Linked DNA regions of Homo sapiens: region 2 is linked to region 1. The links are chromatin loops, found by intact Hi-C in ENCODE. Cell type or tissue: natural killer cell. All regions are shown on one strand. Each heading gives the region's core, and the rest is flanking DNA. Links, peaks and the distances in the headings are about the cores only.

Region 1 (11,098 bases), core at 1,037-9,036:
ATGAAAGGAGAACAGGTTAACACTCCCCTATCCGGCCTTTGGGCCTAATAGCATACATACAGTTCAGGCATTGCCACCTTGTGGAATCTAACCATCATTTTTACAAAGTTCCAGTTAGATCACAGGAATAAGCTTTAGTGATCTATTGCACTGCGTCTTGAACATGGTTAATGATATGGTTTGGATCTTTGTCCCCACGCAATCTCATGTTCAACTGTAATCACCAGTGTTGGAGGTGGGGCCTGGAAGGAGGTGATTGGATCAAAGGGGTGGAGTTCTCATTAGTAGATTAGCACTATCTCCTCGGTGATGTTCTTGTGATAGTGAGTTATCATGAGATCTGGTTGTTTAAAAGTGTGTAGCACCTCTTCCCTCTCTCTCTTCCTCCTGCTCTAGCCTTGTGAGATGTCTCACTCCTCCTCTGCCTTCTGCCATGATTGAAAGATCCCTGAGGCCTCACCAGAAGCAGATGCTGCCATGCTTCCTGTACAGCCTGCAGAACCATAAGCCAATTATTAATCCTCTTTTATTTATAAATTACCCAGTCTCAGGTATTTCTTGATAGTAAAACAAGGATGGACTAACACAGTTAATAACAATGTATATTTCAAAATCGCTAGAATGATAGATTTTTAATGTTCTCACCACAAAAAAATGATGTCAGATGATGGCTATGTTAATTAGCTTGACTGAATCTTTCTATGCTGTGTATACATATATCAAACCATCACATTATACTACATAAATATACACAATTATTTGTCAATTAAAAAATGGTAATTTCATGTGATCTAACCTGTTATTAACAAAGGTATGTATAATTCAATCCCAATTCCTAAAATGCCTAAGATTCTAAGAATCAGATTTAGGATCTAATGTTTATGATTTGATAAACATCAAATCATAACAATTTCTAAGAATTCTTTTGATTTCTAAGAATTATTTATTGTTTTATAGCAAAAAAATAGGATGATAATGTAGAAGTTAGAATTCTTCTTTTTGGTTCCATGCCATTTCAAATGATTAGGATTACCTCTGATCTGTGGTCTATGCCTTGGGTGTAAACTCCTTGATTAGACAGAATTCCAAAACCCACATGACTGGGAAGTACATCTCACAAACTAAAGGTGGGGGAGGACGGAAGGAAGGGAGATACGTGAACAGAGAAGTCATATAGTACATCTTCCATTCCCCAGCCTTATGCTCTGACAATTAAAGCCAATTACCAAGGAGAATTCAGGCAATAATGTTAACTGATGGTGTCCATGTCAATTTGTTCTCTCGAAGCAGCTGAAAAAAAGTGTGAGAATAAATGGACATTTCTGTAAATAATTTTTTTTTTTGCAAATTCTGGCATATTTCTTACAAGTGTTGGAGCTTTAGTATTTGTACTCTCCCATGGGCTAGAATTGAAAATTTCTATTATAATTACTTTCAGCTACTGAAGTCATGTAGGTCCATTTGAGGTATTTGCATAAGTGTATTTTAAGGCAATCTATTTTCTAACATTAAGTAAGTGCTTGACACTTTAATTATAACTCATCAAGAAAGACCATCTATTTACCTGTCTGTTATCAAAATTTCTAAATTATAGATTGAGGAAAAATGTGAATGCCAGCTGTACTTAAAAGAAATAATAATAATTTACTTATGCAAGAAAATTATAGAGTGCATACACTAAGCTACGATGGATAATGCTTTGGTAAACTAATTGGATATATCAGTTATATCATTATTCTAGAACCTATATTTCTAACCACTCATATTAAAATACAACAAATTCCCACTACCTGGATTCTTTACATATACAAAGAAAGGCACAAGTCATAAAAAAAAGAAAAAAAAAGAAACTACCTATAAAAATGACTACTAATAACTAATAACTTATAGCTTAAATGACAACTTAAACTATAATCTATTGCTTTAGCAGAGATATCACTATTATAATTGTTCATTTATACTTGGAATGACCAAAAAAATGTTTTTTTTTAGATGACAAACAGGCACAGTTCTGAAAAATGAAAAACTTTCTGTACCAGCAAAGCTGAGAAGATGAATCCTGAAACATTTAATCAATTTTAAAAAATTTCCTCATAGATCAAAGCAAAGATTACTGCAAAGTTTTATGAATCAACATTGGGTTCATAGCTTAGGTCTAAGAGAGGGGAAAAAATATATCAGGAAACAAACGAACAATAAGTGCAGCCAGTTGTCAGTCTAGAAATATGGCAGATGGTTAAAATCAGAAGTCATATAGTTAACTCAAAGAGCCAAGGTCCAAACCACCAGGCAGAAGTTATGAGAAGAACACCACTGAGTTCCAACCTCCAAACTGGGGATAGAAGCTGAGCAGAGGTGCCTAGTCACAGAACCCAAAAGGTAGTTGTTTTTTGTTTTCTGTGCTTTAAAAATACAACAGAAGACAATGGCTGGCCCTCTCTGGCATGGTCAGTCTACAGCCAAGTATGAGCTGATTGAGTGTTGCACCTGTCCAACAAAATCAGGACGTGTTCTTATTTCCTAGAGGTCATTGTAAGGGACTGTGAGGGTGTAGACAAGTCAGCAGCAATCAGATACACTGAACACTCTTGGACTAACTCACCTTGCCCAGGTGACATTTTTGCATGTTTGTTTATTTCAGGACAGGAGAAAGAGAACCAGAAATTTGAGCTGTTTTGCATGGCAAATGTGGACAATCTTTAGAAAAAAAAATTTCTCGTTATTACTTTTAGTTGGCATTAGGACTGGACTCCAGTTCTCTCCTCAGGAAAGTAGAGTGTTGGGCCTGTTTGGCTCCTTCATTGGAACCAATAGGAGAGAAGCAACAAGTGAAGGGGGAAATGACTTAATTGAATAGTTTGTAACTTTGAAACATGCCATAATCCGTTTCCGTATTCCACAGAGAACGCACTTGATTTTCCTTGATGATTTTCCACTCCTGCCCTGAGCATTTGCAGAGTGTAAATCAGAGACTGAGAGGCACCAGCAGCCCATTCTACTCCTGGGATAATAAAAACACATGCCCTAGAGCTTCAGTTAGTGGGTTCCCAACCCATCAACAAATGGAATTTCTAACATTGCTCCCTAGTGATTGTATTAATGGGATAATTTTCTCTGACAGGATGTATTTTTTCTGAAATTATCTGAAGTTTCCTCTTCCAAACTCTATCTTACTGCCCACTCCCATGATTATCTCCTTGTGCAATGGAAAACAATATCAACCCCCATGTTAGTTTTCTATTTTTAGACCTGGTTTGGTCAGTCTATACAGTAAAATGGTTTATATTTAGCTCCTAAGTTTCTCCTGTTAGTAATTCAGACTCGTCACTCCCTTAGTCATTTTTATTGGCTGGTTGGTTGTCAGTTTCATGATGCTTGACCTAAGAATGAAGACAGTATTTCCAGGGATAGCTCATAAGGGTGGGGTCAGATATTTTTGTCTATAGACTATAATGAATCTATATATACCTTGGAAGCCAGTCTAACTTCTTACCCTTTTTCAACCCATATATTTTTAGCCTCACATGATAAATTCTGAGTTATTTTTATTAATGATATCTTCTCATCTTGGAAAACAGTTCCTATGGTATGTTGTTATCCCTAGAACTTAGCCCATATGCCTGCAACATAGTTAGAACTCAAGATATACTTGATGAATAAATGAATAAATAAATGATTCAAACATTACTGGTAAGAGTTATTTCCAAATTATTTTTTGTCTGGATTTATAAGATTAAATTTTTTTTCTATTTTTCTTTAACATCTTTTAGTGTTTTACTTCAATTGAGGTGTGTTATCAGTTCAACTATTAGAGTACAATCTCATACTCTACAAGCACATATGTCCATGTTTTGCATAAAATTTGTGGGGTCACATGACTTCAATGATCTTTGCCATAGGATTTCTGGCCTGGTAAGTGACTTTAGAAATCATCTGGTCTGATTCCAACATTTTGTAGACTTTAAACCTGACAACTAGGAAAGATTCTACGGGATATAGTTAAATGTTTTCTATTATAATCTTCTCTTTTGTTCACACTTTATTCTTTGTATTTGAAGACCATACCATGTCGTCCGGAATGGTCAACTCTTTCATACCACTCAAACATACATTTTTTTCTTACATTTGAAAATCTAGCTACTGTTTTAAAGGACTTATCTCCATCTGTGTTTCAAATTCAGCAATTTGCAAGCTCTCTGGTGATCCACTGATGATCCCTGAAGTTTCCTAGATCAAAACGGTTAATTCTAGATAGTTAAAAGTTGACCTTTTAGAGTTCTGAGATTCATTGAGGTCCATAATCAGCATCCATCTGAGGTTCTTGCTGTGGTCTCTTTTCTGCATGTAATTATTTTCCTTCGTATGTTTGCCCTTTTGATTATACGTGGAATTTTGAGGTTGGTCGCTTGGTGGCACTGTAGTTAATAGCTTGATTTTCTTGTGTATTTTTCCACTGCCTTCATAGCTTTTGTTTTTAAATTGCAATTATGTGAAATATGTGCGACTTTTAAATTCTGCTGCAGGTGAAATGATTTAATGACTCTTGACTTCTGGATTAATTTTAAGCATTATAAACATTGTGAAAACAGACTCTTGCTAATAATGATCATTATCGTAATGGCTTGAGGCATAATCATTTACTAACATTAGCCAAGTGATTAAAATCCATCATGAGTTTAATTTGAAAAAATTTTGTTCCTTTGCAATAAATGGCTAATGATATTAGCCTCATCTTTGTGAGGCCAAAACTTATCATATGACTTTGTACTTTCACTACTTGATAGAAATCTTCTCTTTTTAACACAGGCCATATTATCCCTATTGTTTACCAAGCCTGTGGTGTTCTCTATATTGGTACTGAACTGGGCCATGTGGTGCACAATGTACATGCAATTGTCACTTTTCTTTTATGGCCCTGCTATTTGATAATTTGTCATTTTACAAAGCAAGTGACCTTAACAGATGTTAAAATTAATTACCATGGCCAGTCAAACCTGTAGGGAAAGGGAAACATTCTCATTTTATGACTCATTTTTGTCAAAACTGGTTATGATATTTATAATAATCAGATTTTTTGATATATTTGTATAACTTTGTAACGATGCCTTTAAAAAGTGTCCAATCTTAAAGTTAGTAATAATTTTCCAAAAATATTATCTTTCAACTGATTTTTTTTCTTTCTACCTCTTCTCTCTACAACCCTCTGCCCTGCTCACAGACCAGCATTCTGGAGAGACTGAGTTTTGAAACAACCGAAGGAAAGTGATTAGAGAGCAAGTGTGTAGTTGCCATTTTTTTCCCCCCACAAAGAACCTGAGTCTGGACTTTAAATTTACTTACTGCCTCATTATTTCCTTTGATGAATCGTGCAAAAATCTTGACCTTCAAGGGTACTCTACCCAGCAGATGCCCATGAGGATAATGATCTTATTTCCAAAACACCTTAAACAATTAGAAAAGGAAAAAAATAAGTATAACAAACAACCCCCAGAATAAACAAACTTTGGCAACTGTGGAAGGGAAAAACCTGTATTTCTTAATGGGTACTATTTTGTTTCCAGAAGTTTTCCCCAAACGAAACAACCAGGTGAATATCGCACACTGACTGATATTAGAGATTAGCCTTCCACAGGCTCACTGATGAACTGTAATCTTTATGGCTGTGTTAGCTGTTTCCTCTTCAAAACAAGTCAATGTTGTTATTCTCATTTTTTAAAGAACCAGAGAGACCCACGATGGAGAATTAACATGCCCAAGATTGTTTAGTGAGTGGGTAGAAGGCATGTTAATTGGCCATTGAATGCTATGTAAAAACTACACACTTGCTCTCTAATCAATTTCTTTCAGTTATTTCAAAACTCAATCTCTTCAGAATGCTGGTCTGTGAGCAGGGCAGAGGATTGCAGAGGTAAGAGGTAAAAAGAATAAAAATCCCCGAAGGAAAATCATAAAATTTAAAAGTCACATACAGAATTTACTATTACATATATGTGTGTGTGTATGTGTGTGTGTGGTTTTTTTTTAATTTTTTTTTTTGAGATGGAATCTCACTCTTGTTGCCCAGGCTGGAGTGCAATGGTGCAACCTTGGCTCACTGCAACCTCCACCTCCTGGGTTCAAGCGATTCTCCTGCCTCAGCCTCCTGAGTAGCTGAAATTACAGGTGCCTGCCACCACGCCTGGCTAATTTTTTGTATTTTTAGTAAAGATGGGGTTTTCTCCATGTTGGCCAGGCTGGTCTTGAACTCTTGACCTTAGGTGATCCACCCCACTCGGCCTCCCAAAGGCCTGGGATTACAGGTGTGAACCACTGCGCCTGGCCTACTATAATATCTTAATGAGGTAAAAGTCACAGATTTTCAGTCAAATTATGAGCATTAGTAACTCCCTGAGCTAAAGCTAGCCATTAATTATTCAAAAACATAGTGTGCAGCACCTACTCCATGTAACATGTTGGGCATTAGGGACACTAGGGAAGTTAGTATAGCCAAGGTGACCCCTCTAATGATTTATAATACTGCAAACCTGCCCCAAATACTTGTGTTACATGGTTAAATAGCATGTCTTTTAGTTAACAGTAAAGTCAAAATATGGAATCTAGCAAAATTTATTAGAATAGAATCAACCATAAGAAAACTAGTTCCAGAAAACTGAGTTCCAGAAAAGTAACACCACTTATTCAAGATCTCATAGCTAGACAGTGGCAAAGAGAAGTTGATTACCAGTATTTTATTTTATTTTTATTTTATTTTATTTTAATTTTTGAGACAGGGTCTTGCTCTGTCACCCAGGCTGGAGTGTAGTGTCGCAATCTCGGCTCACTGCAACCTCTACCTCCTGGGTTCAAGCGATTCTTGTGCTTCAACCTCCTGAGTAGCTGGGATTACAGACGTGCACCACCACACCCAGCTAATTTTTGTAGTTTTAGTATGAATGGGGTTTCACCATGTTGGCCAGTCTGATCTCGAACTCTTGGCCTCATGTGATCCACCCACCTTGGCCTCCAAAGTGCTGGGATTACAGGCGTGAGCCACCTTTGCCCAGCCTTGATTTCCACTTTTTAAGAGTTCACTCTATTGTAAAATACTCTTTTCCAAAGACCATCCAAAATAAGAATCTTAATTCCCCAAACCTATATATAATAAGTGTATACTGAGATAGATTTTTTTAACCTGTGGGATGATACAATAGAATGTAATAATGATTTATGTTTGTATGAATGTGCATCTCAATAGGAACTACCCAATGAAATTTTATATGGCTTAAAGATATGAAAATTGTTTTCGCTGTGTTTTATGAAGCCTTAATAATGACTCTAATGCATTTGTGGACTGAAAATTTTCCCTTTTCAAATAAAGAGGGAAAAACATATCCTTCTACAGGAAATAGCGACCATAAATCTGTTTTGTGGTAACAGATTTATTATTTCCAATACATTTTTTAAAAGTGCTTTTGGTTGTTGCTGCTGTTGTTTGAAAGTTCTTTGTTCTAGTTATTTAGTACCTTTCAGCCAATAAAAGTTTATAAATTCACATGTCAAGTTTTATAAAACTTTTCATTTCCTTATTAAGGTGTTTTTAATAATTATTTTAATATTTCTAATATTTAAGAACAATTAAACTATGATGATGATATTAAAATCATACTATGACAAAATCCAGACTCTGTAGAGCAAAATGGGGTTTCAGGACAGGCGGAGACAGACTGAGCTGCTGGTCCATTAAGGCTGCCAGGTAATGGTCTGACCACTTATCTGCTGAATTTCCTGCTAGCCAGACATGATCACATCAATTTCCTTCATAGGCAATTCTTACACAGTTATAACTTTGAGGGGGAGCAAAGTCATTTTAGAATCTGAACACCAGGACCAGGAGTTAATTGAGCCCCTCCACCAGGAAGGAACAGTAACTCCTACCCTGTTTGGAAAATTTCATTGTGAAGAATGTAGTGTATGCCACATTGTGAAAGATGTCTCACAAAAAACTCAGAAATTAAACCACATATATTTTATTTCCTTTGTTGTTGTTCGATTGGCATGAAAAAATTTTGCCAAGGAAAGAGGATTTAAGATTTTTATTTTTCCTTTTCTTTTTAAAAAATCCCCAAATGACAAGAATGTCTGCTTTTCGCAAAATATGTACATAAAAGTTTATCTTGATGGCCATACTACTTTTCTCAGTTAGGGGAAACAGCTATACCAACTGTTGTGTCCATTTATTCAGTTTTTCTTTTAACAATTCATTGCTTTTCTTGATCACTTTACTAAATCTCTACAGAAATGACTTTAAATTTGCCTAGATTCGAACTTCATATAAATGGATTCATATGCTCTCTTTTGTGATTTGCTTCCTTCACTCAGCATTATGTTTCCAGGTTCTTCCATGTTGACAAATGCTTTCTATGAGTCATCCTTTTGCACTGTTATGTAGTTTTCTATTGTACGACTAGCAACATTCAATTATCCATTCTGTAGTTAATGTACATATGAGTTGTTTCCAGCATTTTGCTGCTGTGAGTAGAACTTCTCTAACATTCTTGGACTTGACTCCAGATGCACATGTCTAACAGTTTTTCTAAGCTGCATACCTAAGAATAAATTTGCTGAGCCAGAGGGTATTTTTTCCAAAGTAGTTGTACCAATTACCCACCCACAAGCAATGGATAAGAGCTCTATTGCTCCAACCCAGGCAAGACTTGAAATTCTCCAACTTTAAAAAATTGTGGCCAAACAGAAGAGTAAAAAATTGGTATTTCACTGTGGTTCTAATTTGCATGTCTTTGATTTCTAACAAGGTTACATATTTATGTTTTCTGCCCACTTTCCTACTACATTATTCATCTTTCCCTATTAACTTATAGGTTTTCTTTAAATATTTTGGATTCTAATCCTCCACTGGTTATGCTCTTATAAATATCTTTTGCCAGTTTGTGACTTGTATTTTAACTTTTTAAAAAACAGTACACATAATAAATATGTGCTCTTAATTTTAATGTAGTAAAAATTATCTGTATTAGACCATTCTTGCATTGCTATAAAGAATACTTGAAACTGGGTAATTTATAAAGAAGAGAGATTTAATTAGCTCATAGTTCTGCAGGCTTTATGGGAAGCATGGTGCTGACATCTGCTTCTGGTGAGGCCTCAGGAAACTTACAGTCATGGCAGAAAGCAAACGGGGAGGCAGCATGTCACATGGCGAGAGCAGGAGCAAGAGAGTGAGGTTAGGGGAGGTCCTAGACTTTTAAGCAACCAGATCTCACATGATCTAACTGAGTGAGAACTCACCACCAAGGAGATAGTGCTAAACTATTCATGAGGGATGATCTGCCCCCATGATCCTGTTACCTCCCAACAGGCCACACCTCCAACACTAAGAATCATATTTTAGAATAAATATGATGTGATGCTGAGAAGAATTTATATTCTGTTGATTTTGGGTGGAGTGTTCTGTAGATGTCTATTAGGTCCTCTTGGTCCAGAGTTGAGTTCAAGTCCTGAATATCCTTGTTAATTTTCTGTCTCGTTGATCTAATATTGACAGTTGGGTATTAAAGTCTCCCACTATTACTGTGTGGGAGTCTAAATTTCTTTGTAAGTCTCTAGGAATTTGCTTCATGGACCTGGGTGCTCCTGTATTGGGTGCATATATATTTAGGATAGTTAGTTCTTCTTGTTGCATTGATCTATTTACCATTATGTAATGCCCTTCTTTGTCTCTTTTGATCATCTGTTTTATCAGAGACTAGGATTGCAAACCCTGCTTTTTTTGCTTTCCATTTGCTTGGTAGATCTTCCTCCATCCCTTTATTTTGAGCCTATATGTGTCTTTGCACGTGAAATGGGTCTCCTGAATATAGCACACCAATCGGTATTGACTCTTTATCCAATTTGCCAGTCTGTGTCTTTTAATTGGGGCATTTAGCCCATTTACATTTAAGGTTAATATTGTTATGTGTGAATTTGATCCTGTCATTATGATGCTAGCTGGTTATTTTGCCCGTTAGTTGTTGCAGTTTCTTCATAGCATCTATGGTCTTTACAATTTGGTATGTTTTTGCAGTGGCTGGTACTATTTTTTCCTTTCCATATTTAGTGCTTCCTTCAGGAGCTCTTGTAAGGCAGTCCTGGTGGTGACAAAAATCTCTCAGCATGTGCTTGTCTGTAAAGGATTTTATTTCTACTTCACTTATGAAGCTTAGTTTGGCTGGATATGAAATTCTGGGTTGAAAATTCTTTTCTTTAATAATGTTGAATATTGGCCCCCTGTCTCTTCTGGCTTGTAGGGTTTCTGCAGAGAGATCCACTGTTAGTCTGATGGGCTTCTCTTTGTGGGTAACCCGACCTTTCTTTCAGATTGCCCTTAACATTTTTTCCTTCATTTAAATCTTGGTGAATCTGTCAATTATGTGCCTTGGGGTTGCTCTTCTCGAGGAGTATCTTTGTGGTGTTCTCTGTATTTCCTGAATTTGAATGTTGTCCTGTCTTGCTAGTTGGGGAAGTTCTCCTGGATAATATCCTGAAGAATGTTTTCCAACTTGGTTCCATTCTCCCCGTCACTTTCAGGTACACCAATCAAATGTAGGTTTGGTATTTTCACATAGTTGCATATTTCTTGGAGGATTTGTTCATTCTTTTTTCTCTAATCTTGTCTGCAGGCTTTATTTCATTATGCTGATTTTCAATCTCTGATATCCTTTCTTCCGCTTGATTGATTCGACTATTGATACTTGTGTGTGCTTCACAAAGTTCTCATGCTGTGTTTTTCAGCTCCATTGGGTCATTTGTGTTCTTCTTTAAACTGGTTATTTTAGTTAGAAATTCCTCTAACCTTTTATCAAGGTTCTTAGCTTCCTTGCATTGGGTTAGAACATGCTCCTTTAGCTCGGAGGGGTTTTTATTATTCACCTTCTGAAGCCTACTTCTGTCAACTCGTCAAACTCATTCTACTTCCAGTTTTGTTCCCATGCTGGCAAGGAGTTGTGATCCTTTGGAGGAGAAGAGGCATTCTGTTTTTCGGAATTTTCAGCCTTTTTGCACTGGTTTTTCTTCATCTTCCTGGATTTATCTACCATTGGTCTTTGATGTTGGTGACCTTCAG
Region 2 (11,098 bases), core at 1,872-9,871, 1.2 Mb after region 1:
CTGGTCTGCTCTACTCAACCACTACTGGCTATCTATAGAACTCTTCACCACTCTCTGGCCATGTGCTTTTACCTAACAATTCTTGCACTTCTACCTGAAACCAAAGGTCAGTGATCAAAGGCAGATCATTCATAGTTCTTGTGAATATTTTCCCCTTCTTACAGTAATCCTTTATACTCAAAAGTCTCTTTACTTGCTCTTTACTCATTGTTTGTCCTTTCCTTTTTCCTATTCAAAGCAATTTTAACTTGAAAAATGCTTTATCCCTTCTAAGACTGAAATTAACTGATAAACATATTCTGTCTATGACATCTCTTAATCTTTCAGATTTTCAGCTGCTATTTTTTACATTTTTTATGCTTTGTCTCCATAGCTAGATTATAAAATCCTCAAAAGATGAATGTGCTATTTTTCTACAGATTATATAATACTGCTCAGTATTTTATCTTCTGTATCCTACAGTCTAATCTGTAGGCTTGGAACTTTCACCTTTGAGCTGCTTTTCAATACCTATGTAAACCTTCTAGATTCTGGACCCTGCCTGCTACCTTGCACTTTTGTTCTCTACTTCTAGTGAACACTTCTCTGGCTTAGTGTTATGTCCCATTCTTTCCTTCCTTTGTATGCATTGTCCTGTTGTCACTAAAAAAAAAAAAAAAAAAAAAAGGGTCTGTATGCAGTAGAAAGGGTCTGAGTGACTGCATGTTCTAAACGTGGTTAACAGCAATGTTATGCATTGAATTGTATCCCCGAAGAAAAGATGTGCCTAAATCCTAACCCCCAGTACCTCAGAATGTGACCTTATTTGGAATTAGGGTCTTTCCAGAGCTAAGCACATAAAAATGAGGTCATTTGAATGGGACCTAATCAAATATAACTGGTAGCCCTATAAAAAGGGAAAATTTGAACATGAAATATGCAAAGAGGAAAAATGAAGTGAAGAAACACAGGGAGAATGCCTTTAGAGTAATGCAACTACAAGCAAGGAACAACAAAGATTACCAGCAAATCACCAGAAGCTAGGAGAGAGAGATGGAAGAGGTTCTCCCTTGCAGTCCTTGAAACAAACCAACCCTGCCAACACCTTGCTTTCAGACTGCCAGCCTTCAGAACTATGAAATAATACATTTCTATTGTTTAAGCCATCTAGTTGGTACTTTGTTATGGCAGCCCTAGGAAACTAACACAAGTAGGTATAGATTACATGAAAAAAAAATCAGATAGCTAGCTAATAATGCTCTTATAAAAATCTTAAAAAACTTTAAAAATCTACACATAGGAATAATCAGGTCTACATTCTTCATGTTCACTCAATGCTTTTTATTTTGCAGTGACTGAAAAAGGCTAAAATTCTCACATGAATAACTCAAATGTAAGGGTGCATCTGAAATGCATCTAAATCTCTAAAATTCTCTGAGCCCAAGTATTGGTTTAGGCACTCCTATAAACCCAGAACAGGAGATTGAAGCAGTTCAAGCTTTATGACAATGACTTTCAAAGTTTTAAACATGTATATCCTTTGGCAGAGGAAATTCCACTTCTTTTTTTTACAAGTTCTACTTTTGTATTGTTTCATTGCCTTTTTAAAAACAAAGAGGTGTCAATTTTAAAACTTTATTTGTAATAAGAAAATAACCTATAATATATACACATTTAACATTTTGGGATGTTGGTATTTCAAGTGTACTTCCCTGATCTCCCACTAACTGGTAAGGTATTTAATGCTTTTATTTATAAAAGTCTTCATTTCTAAAAATAAGCTCCCTAGAGAATATAGAACAAAAAAGAGAAAAGTGCTTATGCATTTTGAGGTTGGAAGGAAAGAACCTAAGAAAAGCAAAAGCACCTCAGAGTACTAAGCAGACCGCCAGAAAAGTATGGTCATCCTGAGAGTCATTCCTGAGACTGTATCCATCTAAAAATGGCTTCCACAAAAAAATACTTCTTATATTTTCTCTTTTTAATTAAACAAATAGAAATTTTATTTATTTATTTTTAACAGCAAAACAGGCCAGGCACTGTGGCTCATGCCTGTAATCCCAGCACTTTGGGAGGCTGAGGTGAGAAGATCACCGAGGCCAGGAGTCTGAGATCAGCCTGGACAACATAGCAAGATTCAGTCTCTAAAATTTTTTTTTAATTAGCTGGGTGTGGTGGCTTGCACTTATAGTCCCAGCTATTCAGGAGGCTGATGTGGGAGCACTGCCTGAACATACGAGCCTGAGGTTACAGTGAGCTATAACCATACCACTGCACTCTAGCCTGGGTGACAGGGCAAGACCCTGCCTCTAAAACATAAATAAATAAGTAAATATTTTTTTAAAAAGACAAAAATAAATAGCAAAACAGTACATAGTACTATCTAATTTACTTGTTTGAACATCTAAAAAAATATAGGCCAGTTATTAAAAGTGAGTATTTCTGGAGAATGAAACTGGGAAAGGGGCAAACTGAATGTTTTGACTTCACAATGAGTCAAATGACTATATTATCATTTAAAAATATATGGATTTTTAAAACATGCACATTATTGAGAACACTGGGCCATTTTCCCATAATTACTTAAAATATTTACAGGGCAACTAATTTTTATCATTAAGGTTACAGTATACACCAAGGTGTTAGGCTTGCATTCTTAATGCCTTTAGGAACTATTTATATGAGACATATATTAAATGAACACTCTAAGTCTAATAATATTTATTTGTTTTTCAGAAAATGGAAGTTTTTTGTACAGATCGTGGTGGTAAACTATGGCCTGTGGGCTACCTGCTTGTTTTTATAAATAGTTTTACTGGAATACAGCCATGCCCATTAAGTTATGTATTGTCTATAGGTGCTCTCACACTGCAATGGCAGAGTGCAATCATGATGACGGAGACTATATGGCTGCAAGCCTAAAATTTTTTAGCAGCTGTTTCTTTATTAGAAAAAGTTTGCTGATGCCCACAGTAGATTTTAAATATTTTCTCAGAAAAGATTTTGTGCTTTCACTTTAGAATTAAATATTTGAATCAGGATAATCAAGAGAGAGATTGGGATTTAAATTTTTAGATATTTTAAAATTATAATAATCTATTCAAAAACTCATATTGGCTTAAGTTATTAATATATTTATCCAACTTTAATAATTAGTACAAAATGTTTCTTTTATGGTTAATTATACAAAAGAAATATTTTCAATAGGTATATAACAATGAATATTTTATAGTTGTTATAAAATTTTTCATGTTAACTAAAATAACAAAACAGAATGACAATAAAAGGTTATTCTTACCTGTAACCTAAACCAATCTAATCTCATTCCTCTGAAATCAAATACTTCCCCATCTTCAACTGTAGTAATAGAAAAAAAAAAAAGATTACAAAGCAAATTAATGTTTTCACAATCTATAAGCACATTTTAAATTTTAAGAGCTAAGACAATTCTACTTCTGAGTATACCTAAAACAATTAAAGCCAAGGTCTTAAAGAGATATATGTACACCCATGTTCACAGAAGAATTATTCAAACAGTCAAAGGTAGAAGCAACTTAAATTTCCATTGATAGATGAATGAATAAACAAAATGTAGTATCTAAATACAATGGAGGCCGGGAGCAGTGTCTCATGCCTATAATCCCAGCACTTTGGGAGGCCGAGGCAGGTGGGTCACCTAAGGGTCAGGAGTTTGAGACTAGCCTGGCCAACGTAGTGAAACCCCATCTCTACTAAAAATACAAAAATTAGCTGGGTGTGGTGGTGCGTGCCTGTAGTCCCAGCTACTCGGGAGACTAAGGTGGGACAATTGCTTGAACCTGGGAGGCAGAGGTTACAGTAAGCCGAGATTGTACCACAGCACTCCAGCCTGGGCAACAGAGCGGGACTGGGTCTCAAAAATAAAATAAATAAATATCATGCACTATTATTCTGCTAAAAAAGAAAGGAAATTCTGACACATGCTACTATGGCTGAACTTGAGGACATTAAGCCTAGTGAAATTAGCCAGTCACAGCAAGACAAATACTCTGTGATTCCACTTATATGAGGTATCTAGAGCAGTCATGCTCACAGAAACAGAAAGTTGAATGGAGGTTGCCAGGGGCTAGCAGGAAAGGGAAATGGCACACTGTTGTTCAATAATCATTAAAAGAATTTGTTTTGCAAGATGAAAATGTTTTGGAGATTGGTTGTACAACAATATGAATATACTTAACACTACTGAACTATACACTCAAAAATGGTTAAGATGGTCAATTTTATGTGTATTTTACAATTAAAAAATAAAAACATTTTAAAATTAAAGAGTGAAGACAGTGAAACAATTCTCAAATCCTGTAAAGATGATGATAAAGGAGACAGTTGTGCTAAGGGAAGTAAAGGCTTTTCTCCTAAGCTCTCTGATTCTTAGTGTGCTTACATGTCAATTTACAGGAGTTTGAATAGAATTTGAGAGATCCTACGAATAGAAACTTTGGACAGCATGCTGAAGTTCCACAAAATAACTCTATATAAACCAAATATCACCAGAAAAAATTACTTTAGTTTCATTACTTAGATGTGGTAGCAATAAAGATTGAACTAAGAAAAATGTTTATACATTTATTACTCAGAAGTTTTCAAGGTTTCTGATATCCTTTATTAAAAGACTATAAAACTAAAACACACTATCGATCCACTAGAATGGAGTGTCAAATAATGGCAAGGTGATTATATGACATCAATTTTTGAGATTGACAGATTTGAGCTCAAATTCCTACTTTTGCTTAACAGCTATTAGAGCTTGGCAAATTATGTTCAGTAACTGCGAGGTTAACCCTCAAACCCAGAGTTTCCAAATCTGTCAAAAGTAATAACAGTGTTGAAAAAAGAATGTGGAGTAAATGGGATAATATATATGTAAAGTGCCTGGCACAGACTAAACATTTTATAAATGGCATTAAATATTGTTATTGGTATGCTTGGACCAAATATATGATTTGCTACAAAATGCAAATGTTTTATTGTTTTTGTTACAAAATGCTTTTTTTCCTGCTTAATAATTAGAAATATAAAACTGTAATTATTATTTTTGTAAATAGCATCACAAACCCATTTTGGAAATCTTTGCTTCAGAGAACAAAATTAAGATAAAAGATAATAGATCATTAGCCAAATTAATTGGTAAATTATCTCCTTAATAATCAAGTTTGAAAATCTAATTAGAAGAAAATATGCTTTTATTTAAAAGGCTTATTACCTTGTTTTACACTTAGGGAAGTCATAGTGTTAACAAAAGAGGACATGATGATTGATTCATCTTCAGGGCAAACAGAAAGATTCTGAAAAACAAACAAAAAGTAACGTTAAAAACATCTATAGTTGGGAAACAACTCAGGTCTATCAATTAGTGGACGGATAAACAAACTGGTATACCCATACTATGGAATATTTTTCAGTAATAAAAAAGAAATGAAATTTTAACACACACCATAACACGAATCTCAAAACCATTACATTAAGTGAAAGAAATAAAAAATAAATGATTTTGTGTTAAAAAGTAATTTTTTCATACACTATATAGGAAAATTTATATGAAAAAGTATTTTTAAGGCGAAAGTATAATGACAAACACCAGTTGCTGTCAGGGGCTTATGCAAGAATGATGAAGGTGTACCATAAGGGTGTATAAGTAAACTTTTAAAGGTGTTGGAAAAGTTCTGTCTTGAATATGGTGATGGTAATAGTTGCACAAATGCATACAGCTACCAAAATTTACAACATGCACTAAAAATGAATGATTTTTGTTGTCTGTATGTTAGGCCTCAACAAAATTAAGACCTAAAAATCCTTTTCAATCTAGCTTAAAAAATGAATATTTGATAAACTGTATTTAAAGTGGATGCTAAAAAATAAATTCCTTTTAAAAAGTGGATGCTTAGCTTACAAACAGTATAAATAAAACACATTTTTAAAACTTTATGATGCGAGTGAACTGTACACTTAAAAATCATGAAAATGGTAAATTTTGTTACATATATTTTACCACAATAAAATATTAACACCTATTGCAATCAACTATGCTAACAGGTTTACAACCTTAGTTCTAAATTTATATGCTAGCAAATGGTGAAAAACATTGTGAATATACTTTGCAACAGAAGAGGGTGGTAAAATGCTCAGGCTTTGGAGTCAAAACTTGAGTTTGACTACTGGCTTTATTACTTATGAGCTGTATTGGTGATAAGGAGCAAATTACATAAGGCATTTCTTCTTCAACAAATAATGATAACTATATCCACTCTCACAGAGGTTTTCTACAGATTTGGTAAGATACACTATCAATAAATCTGGCAATTACTAATATCAGTATGATTGCTGCTGATACTATACTATTACTATAATTCCAGAAGAAATGCTAAGAATTAATCTTCTCAGTATTAGTAAACTCCACTTTATATAAAAATAGATTAAGTAATTCAGGAATTCTGGTTTACTTTTTAAACTGTATGCTAGTATGAATAAATAATAAACAGTAACAAAAGCTTCTGGCTTATCTGTTAAGTAATAACTATTCAAATAAAATTATAGTAAGGCAATAATACCCCAGGTTTTCTGTTCCCTTTTTAAATGACCATAGAAAAGAAGTATCTGAGCTCCATCTAGTGGATAAAAGAAGAAATAAACTATAGAGTTTAGAATACTAGCTTGTAACAGCATGTAACTCAAGGTAAAAAAAATTACATGAACAATTTTTTTCCTTATTATATTTTTAGGTTGATTTGAAAAAAATGAGATCTTCAAAGTATGGTTATTTCTCTGGAAAACTAGCAGCTTTAGAGAAGTCTTTATATAAAGAGGATTCTTAACTGTTTTCTTTATACTATGTATTAGCTTACAGTCATTTGAAACATGTAATTCTATAAAGTGAAGCAAAATAAAATATTATTTCCTTAGAGTCAGTTTATTTGGAATAAAAAGTTTTTTAAATTTAAATAAAGATGAAAAATATTGAATAAATAAATTATGGAAAGCAAAAAAAGGCTAAAAACCAATTAAGGAAAAAAAATTGGACATTTAAATGGGAATGTCTATATGAAATCTTTATTTACTGGCCATCCTCTAACAATCTTCTTCAAAAAGATTTTTATTCTACTTTCCCTCTAATACTTAATTACCAATTATATTGTCTCTATCATCTCTTCTGAATCTCCATAGCTACTGCCCATGTTCAGACTCTCATCACCTCTCATCTAGCCTACTGCAGTCATTTTTCTTCTGGTCTCTCTGCCTCCTCATTTGGTTCCCAGCAATCTACCATCCACACTGAACCAGGGTGATCTTTTTAAGTAGTACACCTGATTTATGATTAACCTCCTCTTTCCCAAGGCCCTCTGTAATTTGGTTAGCGTACACCTCCATCTTCAGGATAAATAATTGTGTCTTTCCTTGTGTTCATTCTGAGCTTTATATATACTTAATGCATAACACCTATCACATTGGACTACAACTAACTGTTTCTTCCCTTCTAGGTAATGATCTCCAAAATATAAACATGATTTATCACTTGGCACATGATATTTCATAAATGCTTGTTGAACAAACAAATAAAATACTATCAAAGGTGGGAAGGAAGGAACAAAAGGGAAATAGTATGAGATAGTTTTTACCTGCACGAGTTCATTGAGGACAACAGCATCAAAGCCAGAAAGGTACTGCACGTAATACCTCTGCATTACAGGTCCGTATTTCCTCACATGTGCTCTAAGTTCTTCCATGTAAAATATTAATTCAGCAATGTGCCTTTTTTAAAATTTCAAGAAAAATATTCAAATAATAAATTCATCATTATTAAAGAATATATTCGATGCCCTTAATCTTATTTCTAAAAGTATTTTTCTTATAAAGGGCATTGTTTAATACTTAATGTCAATTACTTCCTTTTTAAATCATTTCATGAATAAAGAAATCATGGAAAGCAAGAAAAAAAGAAGAAAGAAAAAAAGTTAAAGCTAAAAATCGACAGCAGAAAATCCAAACTGAAAATAAGCAGGGCCGGGCACAGTGGCTCACGACTGTAATTACAGCACTTTGGGAGGCCAAAGCGGGCTGATCACATGAGGTCAGGGGTTCAAAACCAGCCTGGCCAACATGGTAAAATCCCATCTCTACTAAAAATACAAAAGTTAGCTGGGCATGGTGGTGGGTGTCTGTAATCCCAGCTACTTGGGAGGCTGAGACAGGAGAATCACTTGAACCCAGGAGGTTGAGGTTGCAGTAAGGCAAGATGGCATCACTGCACTCCAGCCTGGGTGACAGAGTAAAACTCCGTCTCAAAAAAAAAAAAAAAAAAAAAATTTAAATTAAAAAAATAAACAGGACATGTTATAAATACATCATCAAAAAATCTCAAATAAAAGAAGATTAGCAAGAAATAAAATTTTTCTGTATGCTCTTATTTCTCTGCTCCATTTTTCTAACTCTTATTGAGAGACTGAACTAAAATAAGACACATTTTAATGACACACTGAGTTGCAACTCTAAAAACAGGATTTTTATTTAAATGTTTTGTGTAGTAAATAGTTTTAAAAAATGAATTCCATAAGAAATATTACTGAGCATAGCAAGAAAACAAAAACTTTATCACCACAAAGCATACTACGAGAAAATAAAAGCCCTAATTTAAAACTAAATTTGACTTTGCAGTCTAATTAATATCATCTAATGATATATTACAAATATTCCAAGCTCTTCAAAATAATTTTGCTTCAAATATAAGTCTCCAGATTCCCCAGCCCACAAATCAGAATATAGATGGTGCACAACTTACAGTGATTTGGATGTACTATCTTTCTAATTTACAATGGTGCAGAAGAGATACACATTTAGTACAAATTGTACTTTGAATTTTGACTTTTTTTCCAGGCTAGCAATAGGCAGTATGATACTCTCTCATGATGCTGCCGTAGTTCCCAGTCAACTATGTGATCAGAAAGATAAACAACCTATACTCTTCAGTGTACTATGTTGCCAGATAATTTTGCCCAACTGTAGGCTAATAAAAGAGTTCTGAGCACATTGAAGGTAGGCTAGGCTAAGCTCTAATGTTCAGTAATAATAGGTGTACTAAATGAATTTCAACTTAACAATATTTTCAACTTACAATAGGTCTATCAGGACATAACCCCATTGTAAATCAAGAAGCATCTATATACAGAAAATATTTTTTTAAATGTTGCTAACTTACTTATCTATAAAGTCGTCTGCACTCTTCTTTGGCATGTTATCTGCATGACGAAGTAGCCAGATGATTTCATCACGGGCAAAGGATAATGCCATAAAAACAAAAAGTGCCTGTTTAAAAAAAAGTAAGTGTTTATTCTTATTCAAAGATTAAAAACAAAACTGGTAATCTCTTTCTATGTGAAAAGTCATTGGCAAGAAGTGATAATATCAATTCAAAAGAGTGAAGAGACTAACAGAAGAGGACACAAGAGAACCTGTAAGTATGTATGAGAGAGAGCATGCATATAAGGGAGAAGAATGCAGGGAGGTACGATGTATGAATGTCAAGTCAGCAAATTCATTCTCCACTAAATATAAAAATCCTTTTATGTAGTCCCTGACTCAAATTTCAGTAAAATTTCACTTAGAAACGTTTTTTAAAATTTTAATATGGCACAATTATTGAAATAATAATTAAATGAATTACCTTGGGACCTAGCAATCCAGGTTGATCAGAGAGGACAGTAGCCAATTCCTTCAGTGCAGATCTTAAAAACTTGCGTCTTTCTCTGTGCATTGAACCACTATGGGGAAAGACACCATAATAGTTTATCTGCTTCTACTAAAATTATTATTGGCAATTAAAGTAACTAGCATTATAGGTGCAACTTCCAAAGTCTTTTTTTAGGAAGCCAAAGTTCCTATAAAAATCATCTTCTATGTGTCTATCGTTAAGTGAGTTTCTAATCTTACATTTATCCTGCCTTTCTTATGTTGCTTTTTAAACTATGTTTCTTTTGTTATTCTCCATCTATCAAAATCCTACCCAACCTTCAAGACCAGTCCTTCAAGAAGCATTTCCCAACATCTAGCTATTTATTTATGAATAATTTATCCAATTTTAGTACCATGTAGCTTTAAGCACTTTATAGACTATGAAGTTCTTGATGGTGACCAGGCACAGTGGCCCATGCCTGTAATCCCAGCACTTTGGGAGACCAACTTGGGCAGACTGCGTGAGCTCAGGAGTTCGAGACCAGCCTGGGCAACATGACAAAACTCCGTCTCTACTAAAAATACAAAACATTAGCCAGGTGTGGTGGGTGCCTGTAATCCCAGCTACTTGGGAGGCTGAGGCAGGAAAATCACTTGAGCCCAGGAGGCAGAGGTTGCAGTGAGCTGAGATCATGCCACTGCACTCCAGCCTGGGTGACAGAGCAAGACTCCACCTCAAAAAAAAAAAAAAATCCTTGAAGGCAAAAACTGACTAACTGTATACATTTTTGTCACTTCCATAAAGAAATTAATAAATAGAACTTAAGTATCTGGTTATCTATATTCTTATTAAGTTATATTCCTATTAAATATACAAAACTGAATACACAAGAGCTATAGTCAATAAAGGTATTGGGATGAGAGCTACTTGGCACTCTTGTTCAAAAATAGAAAGATGGGGAAAGGAAGGGATAATCATAAATATTCATATACTACTTATTTTAAAATTAAGATTAGAAAACATTCTCACATATTAACAGAAGGAAAAAAAATCATAAAATGTTCCAAGCAACTCCTCATACTACACAAAATATACACTGCTCCAAGAAAGTTTTAGAATTTAGATTGGGGTGTGTGTGTGTGTGTGTGTGTGTGTGTTGCCTATGCCAAAAACCCAAGTATAAAGAATACACACCACTAGTAATTTCGCTGTGACACAGTAGATCAGTTTCAGAGGACTCAAATTAAAATCCATCCTCTCCCTACATGACCTTAGGTTCCAACTCTAAGTTTCAGTTTTTCATCTGTAGAATAAGTATGATGACATCTGTCTCAAAAGATGCACAATCTTTCATGATGCCTGATATATAGTGCTTCTGTTACTTTAATTTCAATGACAAGCTCTTTTTACTGACAATAA

Evidence for each region. Hi-C counts contacts between places; a loop is a spot of excess contacts. Peaks named below come from ENCODE experiments on the same cell type or tissue, not always from the same donor. Only the 100,000 strongest peaks of a DNase experiment are listed, where the experiment ranks them.
Region 2: it touches region 1 in a loop (12-fold over the local background); 2 of 110 quality-filtered maps call a loop at or near these places.

What each region holds. Positions count from the first base shown.
Region 1 is chr2:181,738,613-181,749,710 of GRCh38, forward strand. It overlaps the pseudogene RNU6ATAC19P. Among named protein-coding and RNA genes, the nearest start is that of NEUROD1, 64 kb to the left of the region's middle. In natural killer cell, for the core only: CTCF peaks have their summits at 4,363 (motif pointing right) and 4,564; a DNase peak (open chromatin) is centred at 4,409.
Region 2 is chr2:182,973,616-182,984,713 of GRCh38, forward strand. NCKAP1 (NCK associated protein 1) reads right to left here. Exons shown (of 31, transcript NM_013436.5): 11 at 9,671-9,767; 12 at 9,206-9,312; 13 at 7,629-7,761; 14 at 5,219-5,300; 15 at 3,278-3,336. Among named protein-coding and RNA genes, the nearest start is that of NCKAP1, 59 kb to the right of the region's middle. In natural killer cell, for the core only: CTCF peaks have their summits at 6,587 (motif pointing left) and 6,789; a DNase peak (open chromatin) is centred at 6,616.